7 separate regions of the Homo sapiens genome follow, and all the other regions are linked to region 6. A link is a loop called in an ENCODE intact Hi-C map of the cell type or tissue named here. Cell type or tissue: PC-3. All regions are shown on one strand. Region 1 has its middle 74 kb from the start of LINC00604. Region 2 has its middle 170 kb from the start of PTGER4. Region 3 has its middle 190 kb from the start of LINC02104. Region 4 has its middle 30 kb from the start of C7. Region 5 has its middle 58 kb from the start of LINC02104. Region 6 overlaps TTC33 (tetratricopeptide repeat domain 33). Region 7 has its middle 130 kb from the start of LINC02104.

The links. Peaks named below come from ENCODE experiments on the same cell type or tissue, not always from the same donor. Only the 100,000 strongest peaks of a DNase experiment are listed, where the experiment ranks them.
Region 1: it touches region 6 in a loop (6-fold over the local background); 14 of 110 quality-filtered maps call a loop at or near these places.
Region 2: it touches region 6 in a loop (17-fold over the local background); 8 of 110 quality-filtered maps call a loop at or near these places.
Region 3: a loop joins it to region 6, with 9 times the contacts of the local background. A loop is called at or near these places in 42 of 110 quality-filtered maps.
Region 4: it touches region 6 in a loop (8-fold over the local background); 7 of 110 quality-filtered maps call a loop at or near these places.
Region 5: it touches region 6 in a loop (6-fold over the local background); 50 of 110 quality-filtered maps call a loop at or near these places.
Region 7: it touches region 6 in a loop (8-fold over the local background); 2 of 110 quality-filtered maps call a loop at or near these places.

What each region holds. Positions count from the first base shown.
Region 1 is chr5:40,164,742-40,168,741 of GRCh38, reverse strand. No RefSeq gene overlaps it. Among named protein-coding and RNA genes, the nearest start is that of LINC00604, 74 kb to the left of the region's middle. In PC-3, a CTCF peak has its summit at 2,207; a DNase peak (open chromatin) is centred at 2,211; H3K27ac peaks cover 444 bases.
Region 2 is chr5:40,505,132-40,509,131 of GRCh38, reverse strand. No RefSeq gene overlaps it. Among named protein-coding and RNA genes, the nearest start is that of PTGER4, 170 kb to the left of the region's middle. In PC-3, a CTCF peak has its summit at 1,834 (motif pointing left); no DNase peak of the experiment used is centred here.
Region 3 is chr5:39,712,294-39,716,293 of GRCh38, reverse strand. No RefSeq gene overlaps it. Among named protein-coding and RNA genes, the nearest start is that of LINC02104, 190 kb to the right of the region's middle. In PC-3, a CTCF peak has its summit at 2,023 (motif pointing left); DNase peaks (open chromatin) are centred at 2,033, 2,573 and 3,193; H3K4me3 peaks cover 1,654 bases; H3K27ac peaks cover 2,203 bases.
Region 4 is chr5:40,877,750-40,881,749 of GRCh38, reverse strand. No RefSeq gene overlaps it. Among named protein-coding and RNA genes, the nearest start is that of C7, 30 kb to the left of the region's middle. RefSeq lists an enhancer at 3,286-4,000. In PC-3, a CTCF peak has its summit at 2,169 (motif pointing right); no DNase peak of the experiment used is centred here; H3K27ac peaks cover 16 bases.
Region 5 is chr5:39,576,872-39,580,871 of GRCh38, reverse strand. No RefSeq gene overlaps it. Among named protein-coding and RNA genes, the nearest start is that of LINC02104, 58 kb to the right of the region's middle. In PC-3, a CTCF peak has its summit at 1,801 (motif pointing left); no DNase peak of the experiment used is centred here.
Region 6 is chr5:40,734,498-40,738,497 of GRCh38, reverse strand. The region is part of intron 2 of TTC33 (tetratricopeptide repeat domain 33); the gene reads left to right. It also overlaps a transcript of PTGER4 not described here. Among named protein-coding and RNA genes, the nearest start is that of TTC33, 19 kb to the left of the region's middle. In PC-3, a CTCF peak has its summit at 2,023 (motif pointing right); DNase peaks (open chromatin) are centred at 2,007 and 3,307; H3K27ac peaks cover 959 bases.
Region 7 is chr5:39,646,578-39,650,577 of GRCh38, reverse strand. No RefSeq gene overlaps it. Among named protein-coding and RNA genes, the nearest start is that of LINC02104, 130 kb to the right of the region's middle. In PC-3, a CTCF peak has its summit at 1,664; a DNase peak (open chromatin) is centred at 1,597; H3K27ac peaks cover 2,102 bases.

The sequences.
Region 1 (4,000 bases), 570 kb after region 6:
CTTTCTAACTCCTTGATGTAGGTGTTCAGCACTAAACTTTCCTCTTAATACTACTTTTGCTGTATACCAGAGATTTTGATATGCTGTATCTCTCTTTTCATTAATATCAAAGAGTTTTTGATTTCTGCATAAATTTCATTGTTTACTCAAAAGTCATTCAGAAGCAAGTAGTTTAATTTTCATGTAATTGTGTGGCTTTGATAGATCTTCTTAATATTGGTCTCTATTTTTATTTCACTGTGGTCCAAGAGTATGCGTAGTATGATTTCAATTTTTTTGAATTTACTGGGACATGTTTAATGGCTGGACATGTTTAATGGCTGGACATGTGGTCAGCTTTAGAGTATGTTCCATGTGCAGATGACAAGCATGTATATTCTGTAGTTTTTTGGGTGGGATATTCTGTAGATGTCTATTATTTCTAATTGGTCAGTGTTAAATTTTAGTCCAGAATTTCTTTGTTAGCTTTCTGCCTCAATGATCTGCCTAACACTATCAGTGGGAGTGTTGAAGTCCTGCCCCCCATTATTGTGTGATTGTCTAAGTTTTATTGTAGGCCTAGAAGTATTTTATAAATATATATATAATATATATTATAAATATATATATAATATATATTATAAATATATATATTATATATATTATAAATATATATATTATATATATTATAAATATATATAATATATATTATAAATATATATATTATATATATATATATATATAAATCGGGGTGCTTTAATGTTTGGTGCCTATTTATGAAGTGAGGTCTTCTTGTTAAACTGAAACTTTTATCATTAGGTAATGCCCTTATTTGTCCTTTTTTATTGTTGTTAAAGTCTGTTTTATGTGATATAAGAATAGTGACCCCTTCTCTCTTTTTGTCTTCGGTTTTCGTGATAGATCTTTATTCATCCCTTTACCTTCAGCCTATGGGTGTTGTTATATGTGAGATGTGTCCCCTGAAGAGAGAGACACATCCAACAGCAAGTCAGTCTAAATACTGTGGAAATAAACTGAAAGTGGGGTTAGAAAAAAACCAGAGGAAGAAGGTTTGAGTAGTCCTCAGGTACTTGGGAGGCTGAGATGGGAAGACCACCAGGTGAGACTGGGGAGATAGAGGCTACAAGTTTTTTATCCAATGTGCCACTCTGTGCTTTTCAAGTAGTGCATTTAGACTGTTTACGTTCGAGGTTAATATTGATATGTGAGTTTTGATCCTGTCATGATGTTGTTAGCTGGGTGCTTTGTAGTCTTGATTGTGTAATCGCTTTCTAAGATCTGTAGGCTATGTGTATTTTGTGGTAGCAGGTATCATTCTTTTGTTTCCATGTTTATAACTTCCTTAAGGAACTCTTATAAACCTGATCTAGTGATTGCAAATTCCCTTAATGATTGCTTATCTGGAAAAGAATGTATTTGTCCTTTGCTTATGAAGCTTAGTTTGGTGGGATATGAAATTCTTGCTTTGAATTTCTTCTATTTAAGGATTCTGAAAATAGGCCCTAGTCTCTCCTGGCTTGTAATTTCTGCTGAGAATTCTGCTGTTAGCCTGATGGGGTTCCCTTTGTATGTGATCTGGCCCTTTTTTCTAGCTGGCTCTAAGATTTTTTCTTTCACATTGACGTTGGAAAGTCTCATGACATGTGTCTTAGTGATGGTCATCTTGCATAGTATTATGCAGGGATTCTCTGAATTTCTTGAATTTTCATGTTGATTTCTCTAATGAGCTTGGGGAAATTTTCATGGACTGTATCCTCAAATATGTTTTCCAAGTTGCTTACTCTCTCTCAGGAATGCCAATGAGTCATAGGTTTAGTCTCTTTACATAATCCCATATATCTTGAAGGCTGTGTTCATTATTAAATTTTTTTTATTTTAAACATCTTTTCTATTTGTATCTGACCAGGTTGATTTGAAGGACTGGTCTTTGAGCTCTGGATTTTTTCCTCAGCTTGGTTTAGTCTGTTTTTAAGGCTTCCGATTGTATGTTCAGGTTCTTGTAGTAAATTTTTCAGTTCCAAAAATTCAGTTTGGTTCTTTCTTAAAATGGCTATGCCATATTTCAACTCTTGGATTGTTTTACTGGCTTCCTTAGTTTGGATTTCAACTTTCTCTAGAATCTTGATCTTCCTTGCAATTCAGGTTCTGAATTTTATGTCTGTCATTTCAGACATTTCGATGTGGTTAGGATTCATTGCTGGGGAGCTAGTGCCATCCTTTGGAGGTAAGGAAACAATCTTGCTTCTTGGGTTGCTGGACTTCTTGCAGTGATTCCTTCTCATTTGTGGGAGCTCATTTAAAAAAAAATTGAAGTTGCTGTCATTTGGATGGCCTTTTGTTTATATATTCTTTTCCCCCCTGAGGGTTTGACAGTGGTGTGTATTGTGTATAGTTTATTAGCTTCATTTCTGGGGGCTTTCAGAGGGCCAAGATTCTGTATGGGTTCCTTAGCAGTGGCTAGTTTCCTGCATTGGGTTTCACAGGCATTGTGTGTGCTAAAGGAATTTATTTTTGTTTGCTCGTGTAATTCACGCTGCGATCCAGTAGATGATGCTTAAGAGGCTTTTACCCACCTATGTGCCTCTTTTGCATGTCAGTGCATTCACAGCAGTTCTCTGGGGAAGGGGGAGAGAGCGATGACCTCCTTACTAAATCTGTTCCCTGGCCTTAGGGGTGGGGGGGTGGTCCCTCCAATCACTGGTGTTACATTTGTTTTTTCTCAACCCCAAGGGGTGCTGTGGTAGGCTGCATTTCCCCCTCCCTTAGGAGTGGCCTGAGCTGAAGATTAGGTCACCAGGAGACCCACACTTCCCCAGAGATCCACTGGTTCACTGAGCTTGTCAGAGTCAGAGGAGGTTGTGGGGAATGTCTGTGGGTGGTCTGGTGATGCAGTGCGTCAAGGGCAGAGGACCCTTAGGCAGGCATTGGTGTCATGGATGCGCATCTGGTATAATGACCGTGACCCAGGTTTTTTTTTGCCCAGCGAATGGCTGTAGCGGCTGCCCAGGTCACGCTCCCCTGACTGGGTTTCCCTTTGATTTCTGCCCCAGGAGTAGCCCTGAGGAGCTAGATTTGTCCCAAGCCTTCTGAACCTAGATTGCCCTACTATTCCAGGAGTTCCAGGCTTTGGGACTCCCTGAGGCAAAAGCTGTGGTATGTCAACAGGCTACAGGCTTCCTGGACTGGTCTTGCAGAGGGAGGGACACCTAGCTCCTGCACTGGCACTGGAACCAGCACCTTACTCTTCTCTGTTCTGAGAGTGGAGGCTCCTTTCCTGCTTGAACTCAGGCCACAGATCTCAGCTCAATGCCCCTGGATGGTGTGCTTGAACCTTAGGGGCATTGAGACCTGCGGCTTTGTCCTCTGGCCTCCTACTGCGGGGAAGGCAGCCAACTGCTCTTAGGCCACTGGTAAAACACTGGTGGGGCAGTGGAGGCTGTGCAGGAGTGGCCAGGTAGGCAGCCTTGGGAGGGGCTGGCAGACAAGGAGGTGCATGGATCAGGTGTGCCCCAGTTCCACAGGAAAGGCAGCCCTGCTATCTCCCAGACTGGCAGTCAGCAGGGGCTAGAGTTATTCAGAGCAAGGTGGAGAGCCCTGGGGTATGGGTGCCTGTGGATGTGTTTGGGGCAGCTGCCCCACAGGAAAAACCTTTGGGGCTCTGTGTAGGTTCAAGTCTCTGGGTAGTTCTCCCTGCCAGTTCAAATGTCTATGGGGATCACGGAATCTCTTGCAGCAAGGATCCCAGAGGTCTGCAGTGGGATATGTGGTGCCCCAGAGTTCCTTCACTCACCGGCCCCTTAGGACATGTTCAGGATTGGGAGCCAGTCTCGGCACTCAGCAACTTCGCGCAGGCTTCCCACCTTCCTCCCTCTTCAACCCCAGTGCCTGTGTCACCTCTCTTTGAGATTGGTTAAAAGTGGAATAGTTTACTTGATATTTTTGTGTCTATCAGGGGAGAGGTGTTTCCTGGCTGTGTCTAGTTGGCCATCTTGTAGGAGAT
Region 2 (4,000 bases), 230 kb after region 6:
AATGAATATATGACAACTGCTGAATATATAATGCAATTTAAGATGGGATTTTCTCAGCAGACTCAAAGAAAACTTTGACAATGGATCCTGAGTTCTTCCACTGAGTATGAAAATGAAGAAGAAGAAGAAAAAAGGATTAGAGCTATAGCCTTACCAAGTACAACTTCATTCCATGGGTAGAAAAAAATAGGTCATATGTTTTACTTACTACATTGATAGAGAAAAACTTACCCTCCAAAGTAGAATGTACAATCTTAGAAAATGCTTCCAGGCAGCCAAACTGGATCAATGGTTAAAAGATTATTAGATAACAATATATTTTAACCTGTGGATTTTCAGATAACTAGCTTATTTAAAATGTCTTTGGTTGATTCTCTCACGTTTTGTAGGTAAAGAATCATACTAAATGAAAATAATAATGATTCTGTCTCCCCCTCTTTTAAACTTATAATTTATTTTACCTTATTGGTTTTGTTCAGACTTTCAGAACAGTGATAAATAATTGTGCCTTCAGGCACATTTGTCAATAGAAACACTTCTGGTTTTTTGATTGTAAGTATGAAATTAATTGTTGGTCATGGCTTTTTTCTTTCTTTAAAAAAGAAAGTAAAAAGACACCATGACCATGACTTAATACTTATTAGTTAGATAAGTTTGTAGATTTCTTCTATCTGCTTTATCAGATTTCTATTCAAAGATTATTGTAAATTGGTAAGATTAAATGGCATAAGTGGCATTTCATCTTTTTTGTATACTTTTTTTTTGTTTTTTTGTTCGAGACGTAGTCTAGCTCTGTCGCCCAGGCTTGAGTGCAGTGGTTGGAGTGCAGTGGCGTGATCTTGGCTCACTGCAAGCTCCGCCTCCCGGGTTCACACCATTCTCCAGCCTCAGCCTCCTGAGTAGCTGGGACTACAGGCGCCCGCCACCATACCCAGCTAATTTTTTTTGTGTTTTTAGTAGAGACGGGGTTTCACTGTGTTAGCCAGGATGTTCTCGATTTCCTGACCTCGTGATCCGCCTGCCTCAGCCTTCCAAAGTGCTAGGATTACAGGCATGAGCCACTGCGCCTGGCTCTTTTTTCTATACTTTTTAAGAATGTAAATAGCAAAGTAATTATCTGTTACTTGAAAGACCAGAAATTATTTGTCTATCTAACTTTGAAAAATTTCTTTGACAATTTTCCCCAATTTATTCCATGATTATAGATCTACTTTTTTTCAAATTAAAAAAATTATCTTCATTGTTGTAGTTTGATCTTTTTTTCTAATTTCAGAGGGGTCTGTGTTTTTTCTCTTATGTCTTTCTTAAGTTATATTTGTCTAAATTGTTTATTCTATTGTTCTTTTTAAATAAACAGCTTTTGAATTTGTTTATAAACTCGAATTTACCTCTATTTCAGTATTTCCTAATTTATTGATTTCTACTTTATTAACAATTTCTGCTTGTTTTCCTGAAGTTTGTTCTGTTTTACTCTAATTTATAGAGCAAATTGTTTTGTTAATTTATTTTAATTTCTAGAAATTAATAATAAAATCACTTAAAGTAAATTTCTTTGATTATACAGCTTGGCCATATTTACTAAGTTTTTACATGTTGTATCCTTATTTTTGGTGTTTTCTAAATGATCTGTAATTATAGTTTCGGGTTCTTATTCTAACCAAGTTTATTTAAAGGTAATTTTCCTCTTCTAATTTCCAAACAGTACTTAAAAAAAAAGTATTGTAATTCTGCTTTGTGGTGAGAAAAATGTACCTTATATAATTCTCACTCTTTGAATTAAATGAGTTTTTTTTTCTTTTTTGTAGATGATTATACCATCTGGTGGTGGAAATGGTAAATGGGCATAGTTACTACTTTCTTCACAGAGTAGAATACAGAAGGTAGAAAGGAAACCCTACCTTGTTCTTCAGTTGTAACTTCTTGGATCTTTGAATCTGAGGACATATGGAGAGAAACGGCAAAGATCTTATCTTTTGGTTTTTGGTGATTTCTGTTTCATGATATAAGGTGGAATGTGCTGTGAGTAGCCTATGTAGGTTTATCTTAAACTAGTTTATTCTTCCTTGTGATCATCTATTTTTAATTGGTGTAGATTTGCTGGGTTTTTATCTTTTTTATTGTTAACAAATTTTTGTTCTAATTTTGGTGTGATATTTGTGCTGATTTGTTGGGGATTACCAACTAGAGGACAGTATGAATCAAAACGATCTGTTTTTTTAATGATTTTGGTCTTTTCGAAATTAGTATTAATATACTGTTTGATTAATCTTGAAATATATAGAAAAGCAAAGATAAATAAATTAACATCGCCCATAATGGAAACACCGTTAGATAACCAAAGTGCTAAAAGTTTTGGTCAATAGTGTTCCAATTTTTTTCTGTTAAGTTTTTAAAAAGTTGAGCATACATTAAGCTTTCCACTTCTTGTTTAAATCATTAAAGGAAGTTCACGTAAAGTAAAAATACTTACAACTTAGAAAGGGTGGATCTGAATCTTTATCTACTTTTCATAGGAAGGCAAAATTACTTCCCATAGCAAATCCTGAGCCATTCACAGGGAACAGTGAGCACATGGAAGGAAAGCAGGAACAGTGAGTAGGTGAAGGCACATAATCTATCTCTAATAGTCTGATCTGTTCCAGAGGAACAGAACCAATAGGACGGACACACACACAAACACACATACCTCATATATATATATATATATATATATATATATATATATATATATATATATATATATGTATCACACACACACGCACACACACACACACAATTTATTATAAGGCATAGGCTAAGAAGTCCCATGATATCTGCCATCTGCAAATTGGAGACCCAGGAGAGCTGGTAGTGTAGTTCCAGTCCAAATCCTGAGAACCAGAAGAATTGATGGCATAAGTCCCAGTCTGAGTATAGGAGAGGGTCAATGTTCAGCTCTAAAACAGTCAGAGACAGTGAATTCTCATTTATTCTTTTTTTTTGGTCTATTCAGCCTTTCAAAGGCTTGGATAACACCCGACCACATTGGGGAGGGGAATCTACTGATTCAAATGTTAATCTCATCTGGAAACATGCTCACAGACACAACCAGAATACTGTTTAAAATATCAGGGCATCTTGTGGCCCAGTTAAGTTGACACATGTAGTTAACTATCACAGTATCAAAATTAAAACTCAGTAATAAGGCTAAAGGCAAGCTGGTATATATACATAGAATATTGCGTAGAAGATGAAGTCAGGGATCATGCCTATCAGATTTCTATTGCTGATTACATAGTAAAGATGAATAAAATGCCTAATATGAATCAATTCCTGGTTATTCTCAACAAGTAAAGAAAATACTTTTTGGGAGAAATGTATTTTGAGCAATTTGAAGAAAGAATGCAGTAGCCTGCTGAAGGAGTGATCTGAATATACTTTGCATAATTATCTTGGAACACTGTAGAGATAAGAGGAGAAATGAATGGTCAAGAGTAGGTGCATAAGAGGCAAAAGGACTATTAGAATGCAGGTGGCAGGCAAAAAAATAAAATTTGGCTGGACTAACCGAAAGGCAAACATTTATAAGATGGGGACTCTTGAGGGCAGGGAAAAATATGCTGTAATTTAGAGAAGACTAAAACATTGTTACTTAAAAAATTTCCTATGAAGATGGATAGAATGATAAGAATTAATGTTGGATAGAAAAAAGGATTGTTGGGAGAGGTTACACTATTGCCCAAAGTTTACAATATTATACCACATCAATTTTGCACCAATGTTCTAGCCAAATGCTAAGGAAATACCCAGGAGAGAATCTACTACAGAACCAGTAAACAGCTGATTTCTGAAAAAACACATTATGAAGATATTTTATATTCATAGACATCACAAGTAGCCTCTGTGGTCGGGAGAGCGCTTTAAACAGTAATGTGAAACCACTTGGATCTGCGAATTGCTTACTTATCCAATTGCCTTTTTTGACCTATGCAGTGGCAGGGAATGAAGAGAAGTCAGTAAT
Region 3 (4,000 bases), 1.0 Mb after region 6:
CTGTTTTCTAAAAAAATCAATTGTCAGGTGAGGCGCGGTGGCTCACACCTGTAATCCCAGCACTTTGGGAGGCCAAGGTGGGTGGATAGCGAGGTGAAGAGATGGAGACCATCCTGGCCAACATGGTGAAACCCCGTCTCTACTAAAAATACAAAAATTAGCCGGGCGTGGTGGTGCGTGCCTGTAGTCCCAGCTACTCGGGAGGCTGAAGCAGGAGAATCGCTTGAACCCGGGAGGTGGAGGTGGCAGTGAGCCGAGAGCCTCAGGTTGGCGACAGAGTGAGACTCCATCTAAACCAAAAAAACAAAAAACAAAAAATCAATTGTCAGTCTTTTTATTATTATTGTTTTGTAGGAGCTCTTTATTCTGAATACAATTTATCAAATATGAGTCTATGCTTTGCTTTTTAACACTTAATGTTAAAATGTATTTGAATAAAAATAAATTCTTAATTTTAATGCAGTTCACTTATAATCTTTTTTGTATGGTGTGAGTTTTCACACTGTTCGAGAAATCTTTGTTTAAGAAGATCTTCATGAAACACCAACTATTTAAAGGTCTTAAAGATTTTCCCCTATTTTCTTCAGGAAGAATTATTGTTTTTCTTTTTATATTTAGGTATATGATATACCCCTAATTTTTGCCTATCCCATATATCGTAGGTCAAAGTACATATTTCCCATATAGATTTCCAGTTGACCTAGATCTTTCTAACTCGCAGAACTGCGACAATGCTTTTGTCACATATCATCTCATATATCATGTATGGAACTGTCTCTGGGCTCTATATTTTAGTTCATTGGTATGATTGTGCTTGTACTAATCTTACATTGTCTTAATTGCTGTGCTTTTGTAACAGGTCTTTACATCTGGTACTGTATAGCTTTCATTTGTTCTCTTTTGAGATTACCATAAGTATACTGGATCTGCATTATAGAAAGTGCACAAATTTTCAAAAAAAGATGGAATTTTGATTGAGATTGTATTCAAGCCATAGATCAATTTTGGAAAAATTGACATAAAAAAGATTGAGTTCCAAATTTTCCTTCCATCCTGTAGGTTGCCTTCCATCCTGTAGGTTGCCTTAAACACAGCCTTAGCTGCATTCCATATGTTTTAAAATATATGTGAATAACCTTTTCTTTATTGGAAACCCCTTTCAGTGGTTCAAATATCCTGCAAGTAGATATATAGTTAATAATTGCCTACTACGAGTGAAGCACAAGGTCCAAGATTGAATAATTTTAAATGATATTTTGGAAGAATATGGAGAGGAGATATTAGAGAGGAGTATAAAAGAGCTAACTTTTCATCTTATTTACTAGGAAGACAACAGATGACATTTAAGACAAAAAATAAGGAAATATTAGGATAAACATGATATTTTCAAATACATAGGTAAATACCAGAAAATAAGAAACTTTTAAAAAGCTAAAATTGACTAGCCCAGGTAAACAGAAATAGTGAGTACCAAAAAGTGAGTCAGAGGGCTTTTTTTCCTACTGCATAACTCTAATTTTTTAGTTCCATACATGTAGTTGTTTGACAATAAACATCATTTTTATTTAATTTATTAAAAAGACTTTTAAAGAAGATAGAATTTTGTGAAAGATTTGATATTTTCCTTGAAGAACACAATGTTTTAAGCCTAAAATATAGCTAAAATACATTTATGCCACAACATTTCCTTAAGGAAATTGTGTTTCTCAGAAAACACTGAAATGTCTAATTTCTTCTCACACCTGATTTGTTAACGACTAGTTGCAATATAACATTATACTCAAATTCTAAGTTGTCCAAACAAGCACAAGTCTGAAGTCTAAAATTAGCTACTATCTATTGGATTGTGGCCCAGGTAAATTCGTTTGTTCAGTGAAGCAAAAATACTATACATGTGGAATAGTTTAAATATTATTTTTTAAATGTATTATTATTCTTGTATGTATTTGGCTTATGTTTCAAAAGGAAATAAAGCATAGAAAAATGCACAGTTCACTACTGCCCTCTGCTGCATGGAAAGGTGAAGAGAAAAGTGCTAAGAGAAGACCTGCTACCTGGCCTGCAGTGATCTGATTTGGGAATTCAAGCCATGTCATGTCTTCTAGTAAAATGACTCCACCAGCCATTCTCTCTGTAAAATATGCTGACTGAGAGTCCTTGCAAAATGGACCTTGGATTAAACTGCTAGTATTTTTAGAACACCTTCAGATTTTGAGAGAAAAGAGAGTCATTTAAGAAAATAATTCATCAGACAAGATGTTCATGAAGCAGCTACTATTTCAGAGACAGCTCGGGAAGAAAAGTATCTTATTACTACTAGGTCAGTATGGCCAGTCAATGATAAAATCCTATTGTTATAAACTGACATAAGCCAATTTGATCCTTTAGAAGCTATGAAGTCTTTTTTCAGTATGTGTTAAAAGACTCCAGCTATGGGAAGGGAAGACTACATCCCTCTCATTAACAGGCAGCCTGCTGCAATAGGAGCAAATCTTTAACCGTTTTCTGCCAAACATAATGTTTATTGGCAAACAGGAAGAAGAAGTTATCCAACCTAGTCATGCAAGCTGGGAGGTTTCTCTGTCCTCAGGCACTCCCACAAGCAAATGTCAATGCCAATCTTTCAGCAGAATTGGCCAACTCTCTTGTGAGGCCACAAAATGACTCCTCTGTGAAATAAAGTAGGATAGTGGTGGGGGGAGTGGGAGGCAGAACCAAATATAGCATCTACTCTGAAAGACAAAAATATTTTCTTACATTGACAAAGTAATATTATCTTACATAATAAAACTAAAAATTATTTCTGAGTGTTATCTCACTCCTGATTCTTTTAAAATCCTTTGCAACATTTAAACTGTGTCCCTTAATGCCTTTCTGGTGATGACGTCACTTGCTGGATGGTCTTCTACCAGCAGGGATTTCCCACATTGGTTGGGAATATATTCTTGGGTCCTTTATTTTGAGGCTGATGAAATGATCTCATTTTTTTTGTCAGGTAAGGTGACAAATTTCTCTGTGATAGGAGTGGGGATACTGGACAAAACAGAGCTTTGGTTTTGAGCACTTTTTCAGATATCTGTTGGTCATTTGCATGTGACCTTTAAAAAAAGGTTTATTCAGGCCCTTCACCCACATTTTTATTTAGGTGCTTGTGTTTGTTCGCATGTTTTTCTATTGATTTTCGTGACTTCCTTACGTATTTCGGCTATTAGTCATGTATTGTATATATGGTTTGTAAATATTTTCTTCCATCCTGTAGGTTGCCTTTTCATTTTGTTGTTTGTTTCCTGTGCTGTGCAAACACTTTGTAGTTTGATGTAGACCCACTTGTTTATATTTGTTTTTCATTACCTATGCTTTGAGGGTCATATTCATAAAATCATTGTCAAGACTAATGTCATGAAGCTTTTCTTGTGTTTTCCTCTAGGATATTTACGACTTCAGATATTATGTATGTATAAGGCTATTTTGAGTTGAACTTTGTGTATTGTGTAAGATAAGAATCCAATTTTATTCTCTTGCATATGGTTATCTGGTTTTCCAAGCACCATTTACTGAAGAGACTATGCTTTCCCCTTGTGTATCCTTAGTACTTTTGTACCCATGCATGGCTTTATTTCTGAACTCTCCATTCTATTCTGTTGGTTTATGTGTTGGTTTTTGTGACAGTAACATACAGTTTTGATTACTGTAGCTTTATAATGTATGAAAAAGTGCTGTGCTCAACATCATTAATCATCAGGAAAATGCAAATCAAAACCACAATGAGGCATCACCTCACACTTCTTAGGATGGCTATTATCAAAAAGCCAAATGACAAGTGTTGGCAAGAATGTGGAGAAAAGAAACCCTTATACTGTTGATAGGATTCTAAATTGCTATAGCTATTATAAAAAAGAGTATACAGGTTCCTCAAAAAATTAAAAATAGAGCTACAATATGATCCAGCAATCCCACCTCACTGCTGAGTATGTATCCAAAGGAATTAAAAACAGTTCTT
Region 4 (4,000 bases), 140 kb before region 6:
ATAGTTCCACATGGTGGGAAGTAAAAGGCACTTCTTACATGGTGGCGACAAGAGAAAATGAGGAAAAAGCAAAAGCAGAAACCCCTGATAAAACCATCAGATCTTGTGAAACTTATTCACTATCACGAGAATAGCACAGGAAAGACCAATCCCCATGATTCAATTACCTCCCCTGGGTCAATCCCACAACACATGGGAATTCTGGGAGATATAATTCAAGTTGAGATTTGGATGGGGACACAGCAAAACCACATCACTTGCATAGAATGACATTGCATAAGCATAGTATCATCATTTTCTTAAGTATTCTGGGTTTTCCTAATCTTTTATAAACAATGTAAAATTGTACATCTTTTACATATATACATTTTTACAGACATTAAAAAGAACATACGTAAGTAGAATTCATAAAGTAAATTTTCTTGGTCAAAAGTTCCATGGTTTTGTTTGTTGTTTGTTTGTTTGAGGTGAAGTCTTGCTCTGTTGCCCAGGCTGGAGTGCAGTGGCATGATCTCAGCTCACTGCAACCTCTGCCTCCTGGGTTCAAGCAATTCTCCTGCCACAGCCTCCCAAGGAACTAGGACTGCAGGCATGAGCCACCAAACCCAGTTAATTTTTGTATTTTTAGTAGAGACGGGGTTTCACCATGTTGGCCAGGCTGGTCTCAAACTCCTGACCTCAAGTGATCCACCTGCCTCAGCCTCCCAAACTGCTGGAATTACAGGGGTGAGCCACCATGCCTGGCTTTTATTTTTATTTTTTATGAATAAAATATAATTGCTTTCCCCAAAGGCAATAATAATTTATACCCTCACATGCAGTGAATGTGCTTTTATACCCACACCTTTATTAACATTAATCTTAAAAACTGTAATTGGAAGAGGTTGAACCTAACGGCCAAAAGGTGGCTGTTGACCTGAAGATTAAGTTGTTATAAAACCCAAAGGGAGGGATTGAAACCTCCTTTGCAAAATTATGACTGAGACAGTGAAAGAGATCTAACTTAACCAACTCCATCTTGCTTCTAACCTCCAAGCTGTCCTTGTTCATTCCTGGCATAGGCTGAACTAACTTTAGGGGAAACTTTGTAGTTTGTAGTTTATAGTTTAAGCAAAGACGGTAACAGCCATTTCCCAAAGCAGATCTCCTTCTTGCCTGGGGACTAGATTGCCTTTATAGGACTAACATTGGCCACAAGATTAGAAATTATGGTTTAGGAGTCATGCAGCTGGAGGCTACAAGATTCTGACCCTCTCTAAACTGTTCCTAAGATCAGTGCTTGAGATATTTTGCAGACCCTGCACTTGATGGATCAGCTGGCACCACCCAGATCAATAAACTGGCTCAACTGATCTTGTGGCCCCCAACCAGGAACTGATTCAGCCCAAGAAGACAACTTCCACTCCCTATGATTTCACCTCTGACCAATGAGCACTCCTGGCTCACTGGCTTCCCCGCACTCACCAAGTTATCCTTAAAAACTCTGCTCCGGGCCAGGTGCGGTGGCTCACACCAGTAATCCCAGCACTTTGGGAGACCAAGACGGGCAGATTACTTGAGGTCAGAAGTTCTAGACCAGCCTGGCCAACACGGTGAAACCCGGTCTCTACTAAAAATACAAAAATTAGCTGGGAGTGGTGGTGGGCGCCTGTAAGCCCAGCTACTCAGGAGGCTGAGGCAGAGAATCGCTTGAACATGGGAGGCAAAGGTTGCAGTGAGCCGAGATAGCACTACTGCACTCCAGCCTGAGCGATAGAGCAAGACTCGGTCTCAAAAATAAAATAAAAATAAAAATAAATAAACTCTGCTCACTGAATGCTCAGGGAGACTGGTTTGAGTAATAATAAAACTCTGGTCTCCGAAAAAAAAAAAGTGGCTGTTGAATTACTAGTAAAGTTTAACTGTACACGTTTTTCTCCATCCTCTACAAACAAAAATAATAACCAACCTCTGAATACATTTAATTTTATCCTCCATATTTGATATGTATTAAGTTGAGAAGAACTCTCTCAATTCACTAAAGAAATGTTTTTACTGTCTCTGTCTTTAAAGAAAAATAATTATAAACAAAATGTAATATGTCACCACGAGATTTGAAAGAGTTGGACAGACCTGGTTTCAGATATCCGTTATTAATGTGTAAGTATTCAAAAGATCCAGAAGGTGGCAGTATAATAATGTTTTCCTAAATTTTGGACCCAGATTATCTGAAAATATATAGATTGTTCCCATTTTTATTTTCTCTTTTCTTAAAGTGATGCACGATCATAAAATGCAAAGCACTAAGGAACAAGAGGAGGAAACCTCCACACACTTACAGAAAGAGGAACCGTGAGGGGATGGAATGTGCTCAGGTAGGGAATTAGAGAACTCGCTACAAATTTCAGCTCCTTGGGCAAGTCCCTTAATCTTGAAGTCTACGTTTCCTTGTAGGTGAAATCATATGGCAATGTCCACCCACAAGACCACTGTGAAGACTAAACGAGATAAATTATTTAAATGTACGCAGCACACTGGAACATAAGAATGTAACAAGCATTCAATCAATTTTTTTTTGAGATGGAGTCTCCCTCTGTTGCCCATGCTGCAGTACAGTGGCACAATCTTGGCTCACTGCAAACTCCACCTCCCGGGTTCAAGCGATTCTCCTGCCTCAGCCTCCCAAGTAGCTGGGATTACAGGCATGCGCCACCACACCCGGCTAATTTTTGTATATTTAGTAGAGACGGGGTTTTCACCATGTTGGCCAGGCTGGTCTCAACTCCTTACCTCAAGTAATCCACCTGCCTCAGCCTCCCAAAGTGCTAGGATTACAGGCATTAGCTACCGCACCCGGCCCAATCAATATTATTTTATGCAGTTCTGTAGGGAACTACTCCAAGACTTAGAATAATATTGTTTAGGAAACAATGAAATAGAAGCCTCATACATATATAATAAAAACCTATTATGTTAAAGGCCTACATCTTGAAAAAGGGTAATAAGACACACAGGAGAATGTCCTCCCTCCTCAAGGGGTGGGGAAAGAATTACCTAAGCAGGTAACAGTGCAAGGCAGTGAAGAGAAAAAAAGGTCTCCAGCGAGTATGATGCTCTGAAAAGTCTTCACCTAAAATAAAAGGAAATAATTTGATATTTGAAGGAGAAGAGAAAAGGTATTTCAGAGGTAGGAGTGGTACAGCTCTGGGTGTGTTTGGAAGGCCATCAATGAATAATTTGACTTCTCTAGAAATTAGGTAAATAGGCAGGGCGCTGTGGCTCACACCTGTAATCCCAGCACTTTGGGAGGACGAGGCGGGCGGATCACGAGGTCACGAGATTGAGACCATCCTGGCTAACATGTGAAACCCCGTCTCTACTAAAAAATACAAAAAATTAGCTGGACGTGGTGGCAAGTGCCTGTAGTCCCAGCTACTCGGGAGGCTGAGGCACAAGAATGGCCTCAACCCGGAAGGCAGAGATCGCAGTGAGCCAAGATCACGCCACTGCACTAGAGCCCGGGCAACAGTGCGAGACTCCGTCTAAAAAAAAAAAAAGAAAGAAAGAAATTAGGTAAATAAGGTACATTAGAGTTGCATTACAGAGAGGCACAGATTAGGGCTAATAGTTACTGACTACATGCCAGTGCTTCTCAAACTTTAGGTGAACAAGTAACCTCCAGGTATCATTCACGTTGAGATTATTATTTAAATCATAATCTGGGATGTAGCCTGAGAGTTGTTAGATATGAGTTCTGAATTTCTCTTCAAAGAATCAGTATGTCAGTATGTTCAATTCTTTGCCTTCTACTTTTAAACTTAATTTCCTCGTAAAGCAATCTTTTTCGATTACCTGCTCCATCCTGATTCATTCTGATTACCTGCTCCACCATGACTCATTCTGATTACCTGCTCCACCCTGACTCACTCTGATTACCTGCTCTGCCCTGACTCATTCCCCACCCTGACTCATTCAGATTTCCACTCTGCCATAACCATTTTTCCCACCGTACCACTCACCC
Region 5 (4,000 bases), 1.2 Mb after region 6:
ATAGTCCCAAAGCTTCAGACATCAGCAGCAGAGAGGAGCCAAGCAGACACAGGATGAATAATGAATAATGAGAAAGGTTGCAAAATATGCTTTAAAATTATATGTCTAATTTTTCTTAAATCCACAAAACTTCTGTTAAATGAAGCTATGCCATTTCATTAAATTATCTACATGTTATTTAAGAAAAAAAAAAGAAAACAACTTTAGTATAATTTCAAATGTCTCCTTCACACAGACACAATCATGCTCATGGCCCTCTGTTGTATAAAGATTTCCCCGTTCCAGGCCGGGTGCGGTGGCTCACGCCTGTAATCCCAGTGCTTTGGGAGGCCGAGGCAGGCGGATCACAAGGTCAAGTAATCAAGACCTTCCTGGCCAACATAGTGAAACCCTGTCTCTGCTAAAAATACAAAAATTAGCTGGGCATGGTGGGGCGCACCTGTAGTCCCAGCTACTGGGGAGGCTGAGGCAGGAGTTATTGCTTTAACCTGGGAGGCAGAGGTTGCAATGAGCCGAGATCATGCCACTGCACTCCAGCCTGGTGACAGAGCAAGACTCCGTTTCAAAAAAAAAAAAGATTTCCCCTTTCCTGCTGTCTAGTCAAACTACTGGAAGGGAATGATTTCTTCCTTTCTCTTCCCTTGACTATCAAACTTTTAAAAAGAGATTTCAGACTTTCTTACAATCTCTCCACTCCTTTCTCATGGTAATCTGCTTTCTACCCCATTAATTTTCTTAAAGTCCAATGGCCTCTGTTCCAATCATCTTCTCAAACTTATTGAAATATTCCTTACTCTTGTTCCACGTATCCTTCTCTGCAGCCTCCTAAGACACTACAGCCACCTGAGAATTCTGTTAAACTTAACCATATCATTGGTTTCTCCTAAATGCAAGCGTTATCTAGACGTTTCTTAGGACTTTGGCCTTTATCTCTCTGTGACTTTCTTATCTACTCCTAAGGCCACAAATATCCACTCTGTGTTTATGTCTCTCTTAAATTTTACTTCTTAATCTAAACAGGAGACCCAATTGTCAACTGCTAAGTTAAATCTGTGTAGATGCACAAGGGCACCTGAAAATACTCCCTTTGGTCCAAGCTCAGTCTTTCTCCTGTTATACTCTGGTTAGCTTTCCCCTAAACCAGATTAAAATACTGGAGTTATCTTTGGCTATTTGTTCTTTTGAATGTCTGACATCCAATTAGTTGCTCAGTTCTTTCCCTTCTGTGTCTACAGTTATTTTCCTCATCTAAGCCATAGTTTTCCCATTACCACTCTTCGGGATCTTCCCCTTGCCTTCTTCCTGTTTTCTAACAAACACTCCTCTCTTTTACATCCTTCCACTTGTCCTTTCCCTGTCAGAGTTATTTTTCTAACGAACAATTTTGACCAAGTCATCCCTTACTCAAAGCCATCTATCTCTACAGAATAAAGATATGTCTACGACATTATCCCTCTAGTTAACAATACTGTGTAGTACACTGTAAAATTTGTTAAAAGGGTAAAACTCATGTTAAGTGTTCTTAACACTTAAAAATACTAAAAAAACAGATTAGTATCTCTATCTTGGCATTTAAGGGAGGTCATAATTAGGTCCTTAGCAGGCTATGTAGCTTTAAAAACATTAGGTATAGAATTGTTTTAGCAACCAAAAAGGGCTGACCACAGAGGAGAAAAATCAAAAGAAATAAAATAAAATAAAACAAAATAAAAAAGGATATAGGTTGTTTTCATTTGCCCTTTTTTTCCACTTTGATGGCAAAACTTAACTTTTTAACAATGATTGTATTGCCATCTGCTGGAATTATTGAGAACTGCATTTTAAGTCTTTTTTTTTTTTTAAGTGTGAAGTGTTTTCTTTCAATTTTTCAAAAACTCTTTCTAAATATGGCTTTTAATGTTGAATCTAATAAGAGATTTTAGAGCTTCATGTAAGAATGATCTTTGATTTTAAAGCACACAAAATTACAATTAACAAATTGATACAGCCTTTGCTTATAAGAGACTATGGTGCTTCATCCCTTATTACTAACATCATTTATATCATTGAGCCCAAGAATAAAACAATTGGTGTGATGGGGAGTAAAGTGTGTTATCTAATGTCAGGTGACTTTCAGTGACATCACATTTTTAACACTAATTAACAATTCAAATTCTTACCATCTCGTGAGACTCAGAACTAGAATTACTTTTTCCAATAAGGTCTTCCCAAGCCAAGCCTCCCCCTCCCTGAATTTGTGAACTTATTTGCATATACCCTTCACCTAAGATTAGTCATAGTGCATTATATTGACAGGTAACATTTTCTATGTTTACCTCTCAATATATAATAGTGGTTAAGAATCTGGTCTCTAATGCCTCTTTCAAAATATACATTTTCCACTTACTAGCTGTTAATTAAAATTTTTGTAATCATTTTCCTTATCTGTCAAAGAGAGATAACACTATTTCCTTCATAGGGTTGTTGGTAAGATTAAATTAGCAAAAACTGTAAAATCACTCAAAGCAGTACCTGCTATGTAGTAAGCACATAACAATTACTAGCTAATAGCAGTGACCTGAGCAGATTGTTAAAATTGTGTAACTCATACAACAGGTAGCAGTGAGTCCCACATAGGCTTACAACAGTATTATTAAAGACTTTTTATTAGCTATTTTTAAATTAATTAGATTTTTATGTATAATTTACATGCAGTAAAATTTATCATTTTTAAAGGTACAATTTTATAAGTTTGACAACTGTATACAGTTGGTTAACCATAGTCACAATCAGAATATTTCTATCACCCTAACGTGTTATGTGCCCATTTTCATACGTCTCTTGTCCCCACTCCCAAACCCTAGTAACCTCTAACTCCTAAAGACCACTGATCAACTTTTAGCCACTATAGGTTTTCATTTTAGAATTTTATGTAAAGGAAACCATACCATGATGTAGTCTTCTGTGTCTGGATTCTGTTACTTAGCATAATAATTTTGAGATCCATCCATGTTATTCTGTATAGCAGCAGTTCATTCGTTTTTATTGTGGATTAGTATTTCATGGATACTTGACTTGCTTCTAGGTTTTGGCTACTGGGAATAAAGCTGCTGTAAGTATGCATACAAGGCTTTGTGCAGACACGTGTTTTCATTTCCCTGGGATAAATACCTAGAAAAAGGGTTGCTAGGATAAACAGCCAGAGAGTTGCTAGGTTGGATGGTAAAGTCAATGTTTATCATTACAAACTCCCAAACTGATTGTATTATTTTGTATTCCCACCAACAAAGATGAGCTCCAATGGCCCCATCTTCTTGCAAATACTTGATCTATTCAACTCTGGTGATTTTAATCACTCTAATGACTAATAATGTTGAATATTTTTTCACTTGCGTATTTGCTGTTCTTACATCTTCCCTGACATTGATACAGCTTTTGCCTATTTTGCAATTATCTTCTTACTATTGAGTTTTTGAGTACAAATCCTTTATCAGACATGCGTTTTGCAAAAGTTTTCTTCCAGTCAATGGCTTTCCCTTCTATTTTCTTAATTGTTTCTTTAAGAGCAAATTTTTAATTTTGATGAAGTCAAATTTATTATTTTTTCCTTTGTGTCCTATCTCAGAAATATTTTTGTAATCCAAGATCACAAATATTTGTGTGTCTATCTTTTCTGATATGATATTTTTAGCTTCGGATTTTCTGTTTAGGACTACGATTTATCTTGAGTTAATTTAGATGTATAGTGTGAGATAAGGCTTGAGATTCAAAAATTTCACACAAAAATATACAACTGATGCAGCAATTTTTGTTGAAAAAAACTCTCCTTTCCCCATGGTATTATTTTTACATTTATGTCAAAAGTCATTGAACACATATGTGAAGTTTGAATTCTGAACTCTATTTTTGTCCCTTTGATCTATAAGTCTTTTCTTAAACAGTCTAGATTACTATAGTTTTATAGTCCTAGGATTAGGCACTGTATGTCCTACAACTGTGTTTTGGGTTTTTTCAAGATTTT
Region 6 (4,000 bases):
ATTGTATTGTATTGTATTGTATTGTATTGTATTGTATTGTATTGTATTGTATTTTATTTTATATTTTATTTTATTTTATTTTTGAGATGGAGTCTTGCTCTGTTGCCCAGGCTGGACTGCAGTGGCATGATCTCAGCTCACTGCAACCTCCACCTCCCGGGTTCAAGCAATTCTCCTGCCTCAGCACTCCCGACTAGCTGGGATTACAGGCGCGCACCACTCTATGCCTGGCTAATTTTTGAATTTTTAGTAGAGACAGGGTTTCACCGTCTTGGCCAGCCTGATCTCAAACTCCTGACCTCAGGTTATCTGCCTGCCTTGGCCTCCCAAAGTGCTGGGATTACAGGCATGAGCCACTGTGCCTGGCCTGTTTCACATAAAGTTAAATATATACTTTATTGTACAATCTCACAGTTTTATTCCTAGATACTAATTCAGAAGAAATGAAAACATTATATCCACACAAAGACTGTTCCAACAATGTCTCTAGCAGCTTTATTAATAGTGTCCATGAACTGGGACAACCTAAATGTTCATCAGCAGGTGAATGAATGAATAAATTGTGGTATATCCATACAATAGTATTCTCTTGAGCAGTAAAAAGAAATGATTGACATCTCAGAAACATGCTAAGGGAAAGAAGTCAGGAAGAGTACATACCGTCTGATTCCAATTTTATAAATCTGTCTAAAGACAAATTAATCCATAGTGACAGAAAAAATCAGTAGTTGTCTGGGGTCAGCAGTTGGGGTAGATTTCCCGAGAAAGGGGCACAGAAAACTTTTTGGATTGACAAAAATGTTCTTTATTGTGATGGTTGTGGTTGTATTTACATGAGTATATACATTTCTCAAAACTCATCAGAAAGTATGCTTCAAGTGGGTACGTTTTTTGATATATAAATCACACACCAGTAAATTTGATTAAAAAAACAAAGTTTTGAGTGCTTGTCAAATGTAAAATAATTCTATATTCGTTTCATATATCTTTATATGTGTTCATGATGTCTTTGTGTTCTGAATTTGCTGTTATATTGCAAGTTAATTGACAGATAATTTAGATTTCAGTAAAATTTTGAATCTGGATATTATGTATTTTCGGGTCTTGGTTATTTTATCACTCTGTCAGCCTTCTTTAGTAACTCTTGTGCATCACCTGTAGGATAGTAGCAGAAGTCCCCAGTCTTTTTTTTTTTTTTGAGGTGGAGCCTCACTCTGTTGCCCAGGCGGCTGGAGTGCAGTAGCACGATCTTGTCTCATTGCAATCTCCACTTTCCAGGTTCAAGTGATTCTTGTCCCTCAGCCTCCTGAGGAGCTGGGGCTACAGGTGTGCGCCACCATGCCTGGCTGATTTTTTGTATTTTTAGTAGAGATGGGGTTTTGCCATGTTGCCCAGGCTGATCTTGAACTCCTGGGCTCAGGCGATCTTCCTGCCTTGGCCTCCCAAAGTGCTGGGATTACAGGCCTGAGCCACCATGCTCAACCTTGAGTGGCTTTTAAATTCAGAAGTCTTACCTTAGAGTATTCATGATTCTTTTTAACAAAAATCTGGTTTACTCTTCTACCCAACCCCCAAGAAATTTTGGTGCTTAATAGAGATGGTATAGTGAGTATAGTGGTTAAGAGTGTAGATTTTGAAGTCAGATTACCTCCATTCAAATCCCAACTTTATCATTTCTATCTGCATAAACTTTGGGTAGTTATTTTTTGTCAATTTCTACCTCATAGGTCAAATGGTGATACATATCTTATAGAATTTTGGAGGATTAAAGAGCAAAGTCCATGTAAAAGCATGCTACCTAGCACCTAATAAGCACCAAGTGAATGTACTTTAGATATAATATTTTAGGATTTTATATGTTCTTGGTATATTTCCTGTAGTAGTAATATATATTTTTGTAAATTATTTTGTTCAAGTGGCTTTTTCTAGAATTATTACAAACTAGGTTATACCTTCTCAAGAGTCACGGTGTTAGTCCCAACTTTGACATCTTGGCTTTTAAAGTTTCAGCCACTAGATGGTGATATTTGACTGTCTAGCTAACTGGTCTGATTTTTCTGTTAGAATCAGTTGTATGTGTATGAAGCAGGAATATAAATTAGAATTTACCATGCATTTTGTTCTTGTCTAGGAAAGTATACCTACTAATGTAAATTTGAGGGTGATCTTGCTGTGTGACCCACATTCTGCAGATTACTCACATCAGTATATTTAATGACAGTGGTTTTGCCTCATGCTCTGTGGAAAAACATAGATACAGTCAGTGTAGAATGACTTTATTTTCTCACCAGCACATCTTCCAACCTTACTGTATTTGTGCCTATATGATCTGTCATCATTCCATTGTAATTATCAAAGGCCCACCACTCCACTTGTACTCTAGACCCCATCCCCTTGTGCCTTCTCAGGAACGTTGTTCTGAAATTGTCCTCTCATTTTTATATAATCTGTTTCTTCTTTTCTCTCGGTCCTTCTTGCTGGCATGCAAACATACCCTGATAACATCCATTTAAAAAGCTTCTCTCCAAATGCTCTGCCATTTCTCTGCTCCCACTGCACTACAAACTCCATTTCTTGATGAACCATCCAGTCATATTTCTGTCCCCATGAATCCACTGAAACTGCTTTTGTAAAGGTTATCAGTGACCTCCATGTTGTCAAATCCAGTCATCACTTCTCTGTTGTCATTTATTGTGCTTCTCATCATTCAGCACAGGTGACCACAGTCTTCCTAAATACACTGCTCTCTCATCTTCCACACCACCATGCTATCATGCTTGTCCTTGTCTCCATGTCCTCTCCTTTTTAATCTTTGCTTGCTCCTTTCCTTTTGCTCTCCAGATCAACAATCATCTGTGTTTGTGGAGCTGTTGCCAGCTTAACATAGACCTTGTATTTATTCTTCTTTCTTCATGGCTTACTTCTGTTTTTCCCTCACTCTTGATTGCGTGGGATCCTATCCACTCAATAAAGATTTAGCCAGTAAGCTTTGGCCTCAGGCTCTGTTTTCCAGGTAACCCAAATTATCCTGGATTTCTTTCTTTTTTTCACTCATACCAAGTCCAAGTTGAGCCAACTGTACATTTTCAGTGTGTTGTAAATCTTTTTTCCTCTTTCTGTTTTCACTTCTATCCTTATCTAGGGTTATCTCATACCTAAATTACTTTGGTTGTCTCATATCTAGCCTTCCTGTGTACATTTTTGTACCCTTACTGTCTATTCTTCTGGGTCTGACTGATCTTTTAAAAATGTAAATCAATAATTCATGTCTCACTGTTGTATAAAAACTCTGTGGATTCTTCATCACACATACAATTAAATCCACATGCATAACTATGGCTTATTGTATTCTCTGTGATCATGGCTTCGGCCCACCTCCCTGACCTCTGACTTCCTTTCCTCTGGTTTTATTTCCTTTCCACAAAACATGGTTTGGTCCTGCCCCAGGTTCTTCCCTTTGCCTGGAATGGACCTTCTCCAGATTTTCAGTTGTCTGACCACGTTTTGTCACTCAGGTCTCAGCTTGAATGCGTTCCTAGGAAGACCTTTCTTGACCGCCCATTCCGAATAGCCACTTGGTCACTCCCTATCACATTCCTCCATTTGTCTTTTATCACGGCACTTATATTTTAACTGTTTGTTATCTTTCTTTCCCTGTCCCCTTCTAACATGCATACACTTTAGAAAGTAAGATCTGGAAGAATAGTAGGGACCTTTTATATCTTGTTGGGTGCTGCATCCTTAGTACTTATTACTAGAATTCTACCTGTCCCAGGGTAGGTGCCCAGTAAATATTTATAAAGTGAATAAGCTGTTAACTATATAGCTCATTAAATTTAAAGCCACAGTAAATTAGAAGTCTAATTGGGAGTAAAGTAGCTAAACACATTGACATTTCTATTTGGTAAATGAGTGTGCTATCTAACTTATTTAGCTTGATCACCAGCTGTTCTTTACCTCAGTATAGGGCATTATCTCATCCTGCCCTGTTGTAGTCCAT
Region 7 (4,000 bases), 1.1 Mb after region 6:
GAATGAGAATAAAGAATAAAGCCAACTGACTACAGTTTATGTTCAGTCATCTTGCTTCAAGCAAGTTGAGTGAACAAGGACTCACATTTGCAATATTCTAAGGAGGTGTAAAGGGGAGTTAGAAAGGAGTGAAGTGAGTGAAAACAGAAACAGAAAAGGACAGGGATGAGGCATATTCAGAGAGCCTAGGGAACCCAGTTGAACAAAAGATATTTGTGAATGTGCATTTGATTCACGTATACAGCAACTTATTTAGGGAGGACTTTTGTAGTATAAACCCTCAAAGCAGAAAGTCTGTCTTCATGTGAGATTCAGTCATACATCTTATGGGTGTTCAGTATTCACCCAAATCATATTGTTGAATATGACACATACATATTCAACAATATGTATACATATGAATATGTATGTACCATATTCAACAATATGCAAAGTGAAAATAGTTTTATATAAAATCAGCCCATAATTCAATATTCTAAAGTAGTTTAAGAATCTCTCTCTCTCTCTCTCCTCTGTGAAAAAAAGAAGCTAAGCTATCATCTGCTCAAACTTCTTGATTTTAAAGATAAGGAAAACCTAAACTCAGATTGTTTATCATTTTCTAACTCACAGAGTTAGTTCAAAGAAAGGTGAAAACAAAAGTTCAGGTTTGCTGACTGCCGGTTAGGAGGAAGGGCCACATGCCAGCAACCATACCCTACATTTAGTCAATTAGTATAGGAGCTTTCGTCCTACTTCCGCCAAGAGGGTTGATCCATGGCCATTGTGTCTCCCCTTTACTTAGTTTTCTCTCTATGTTTAAAACCTGATCATTCAGGCCGGGCGCAGTGGCTCACGCCTATAATCCCAGCACTTTGGGAAGCCGAAGCGAGTAGATTGCCTGAGCTCAGTAGTTCAAGACCAGCCTGGGCAACATGGCGAAATGCTGTCTCTACTAAAAATTCAAAAAATTAGCCGGGCATGGTGGCGCATACCTGTAATCCCAGCTACTCAGGAGGCTGAGGCAGGAGAATCACTTGAACCCAGGAGGCAGAGGTTGCAGTGAGCCAAGATCGTGCCACTGTATGCCAGCCTGGGTGACACACAGCGAGACTCTGTCTCAAAAAAAAAAAAAAAAAAAAAAAAACTTGATCATTCAAAACTTCCTCACAAATCCAGTTACCTAAATTCTCTTCAAAGTTTTTTAATAAAATAATGTGCTAGACATTTTCTATTTTAGAAAGAAACTTCACCACTGACCTCTCACAAAAAGACTAGGCCGGGCGTGGTGGCTCACACCTGTAATCCCAGCACTTTGGGAGACTGAGGTGGGCGGATCATGAGGTCAGGAGTTCAAGACCAGCCTAGCCAACGTGGTTAAACCCTATCTCTACTAAAGTTACAAAAAATTAGCCAGGAGTGGTGGCGGCACCTATAATCCCAGCTACTCAGGAGGCTGAGGCAAGAGAATCGATTGAACCCGGGAGGCTGAGGTTGCAATGAGCCAAGATCGTGCCATTGTGCTCCAGCTTGGGTGACGGGGCAAGGTTCCATTTAAAAAAAAAAAAAGACTCCGGTCAAGATGAGTCATCAGGTGAGACTGAGAAGTAACACAGGAACTTGGAGAAGGGCAGTGGGTCAGGTGGCTTAACTGGAAGAAGAGTGCCACACACTGGGGAAAAAGAATGTCATCTCCTCAGATGCTTCTAGAAGGGTGTTTTTAAAAGTTCTTGAACTGGGAACTCTCAGATTTAATTTTCTCTTTTATTTTCTTTATTTTGCTGGCATTAAGTACAAAGAATTGGATTTTAGATTAGTCATAATCAGTGGTTCGTGACATAGTCATTGCTGCTGCATTTAAGGCAAGGCTTGCTTTTAGTCAGTTATTGAATGAATTATTTGTAATAATATAACAAGCCTGAGAACCAACAACTTCCAACCAAAGCAAGGCCCTTGACAAAAATCTACATGTAGCCATGAGGCTCAATCTATGTCCTTGCCTCCCCTACACCCAGAAAGAATGTGCTTATACATATCTGAGTCAGATTTGAGGCACTGTTGTGATAGGCAATAACATTTCTTAATTTTTTGTTATATGGAGCTAACAATTCTTTTTCAAAGCGACACCAATGGCCAGTTCCATGATTTTTATACAATTAGTTTAATCAAATTTCAGATTTGAAATTGGAGAAGTAGTAGGACAGTATAGTAGAAGGGCTCAAGTTCTGGAGTCAAACTAACCTTGGCTTAAATTCAAGAGCCACCATGTATTACCAACACTTACTTTTACCCTAGGCAAGTTGCATAACTTCTCTAAGCTGCAATTTCCTCCTAATGAAGAACAATAATAGCCCATATTGTGAGGACGTGATTATATAATCATGAAAACTATTTAACCTAGTGCCTGGCATAAAGAAAATGCTTGATTTATATAAGCTGTTATCATTTTTATCTCCTATTCTCCAGGCAGTACTTTTTTAATGCTATATTTTAAAATGTTTTGACATGTCATAAAACAAATTTCATGTCGTTGTGGATCTTTCCTTCCAAGAAGATAATCAACTGTGTAATAGTAATGATATACTACATTTTCTAAAGCTACGTGAATTTTAGAACACCATTACCTCATCTGGTACACAGAAGAGTTCTATAATTATGTTCAGGAAGGCAGTATTATTTCCAATTTATACAATTGAAGTTCAGTGTGATTAAGCTGGCAAAAATTTTTCAGGCATGACATGTAGCCTGAAAAAACCTGAAATTCAGTAAGTTTTACGTTTTCCCTTCAGTCTCTCCTATTCTACCTTGTGAATGTGGACAGTGTTTTAGGGAGTCTCTCTCCTTTATACCACCTGGTCATTTGTCAAATGGGGCAAGGTAGACACCTCTTTCTTAAACAGGGAAATTTATCATTTGCTTAGTTTTCTATCATAAATCTCTTCTTTTGAAAAGGAAACATACATCAAAACCATTTCTCTTATTTTTATTACTATTATATTTAATTGTACCTTATTTATTACAGAAAATATCTTCATTTTCTTGGAACACTGATACATGTCCTTTGCCTTTTTTATTGTGTTAATCAAGTTTGCCAAAGCATTTTGAGCCATCTTTGATTTTGAATACAATCTTGTTGTAGGCCCTCCTGAGCCAGAAATAATGAGTCTAAAGTGGCCTGAACTTTCTAACACGTTTTAATTTTTAGGTTAATAAATATTAACCTAAAATTACTTTACTTATTCATTACTTTATTTATTTTGTATTTACAGTAAATTAACTTTCATTACTTCATTACTTTATTTCATTTTATTTCATTAGTTTATTTGTTTTTAAAGTAAATTAACATGAGAAATTGCTGCTTTGTTAATAAGTCAGTCTTCCTTTAGGTTGTCTAATATGAACAAAAATTTACTCTAATAAAGTACTTCCAAAATGTCCAATTTTACATTTAAGCATTCTCATCATTTATATTCCATTTTTCACATGACCACCAGAATGATCTGTTATAATGTCAAGTATTAGTTATCTACTAAAAGTGCTCTAAAAGCTATCATTGTTCTTAAAATAAAGTTCAGATTTCTTTCCATGGGCTTCAAGTTTCTATATATTCTGTCTCTCCTCTACATTTCTGACTTCCTGCCTACCACTCTCCTCTCCCTCACTGCTCCACAGCCACCCTGATTCATTTTTCAGTCCTCCAACCCACTTTTCTCAGAGTCTATGCACTAACAGTTCTAGGTGGGGTATTTCTTGCCATTCAATTCTCCCCTCAAACATCATCTACTCGTGATTTTCACACTGCTATAAAGAACTACCTGATACTTGATAATTTATAAAGAAAAGAGGTTTAATTTACTCACAGTTCCACAAAGCGGGGAAGGCCTCAGGAAATTTATAATCATGGCGGAAGGCGAAGGGGAAGCAAGGCATGTCTTACATGGCAGCAGGAGAGAGAGTGAGGGGAGAAGTGCCACACTTTTAAACCACCAGATGTGGTGAAAACTCACTCACTATCACAAGA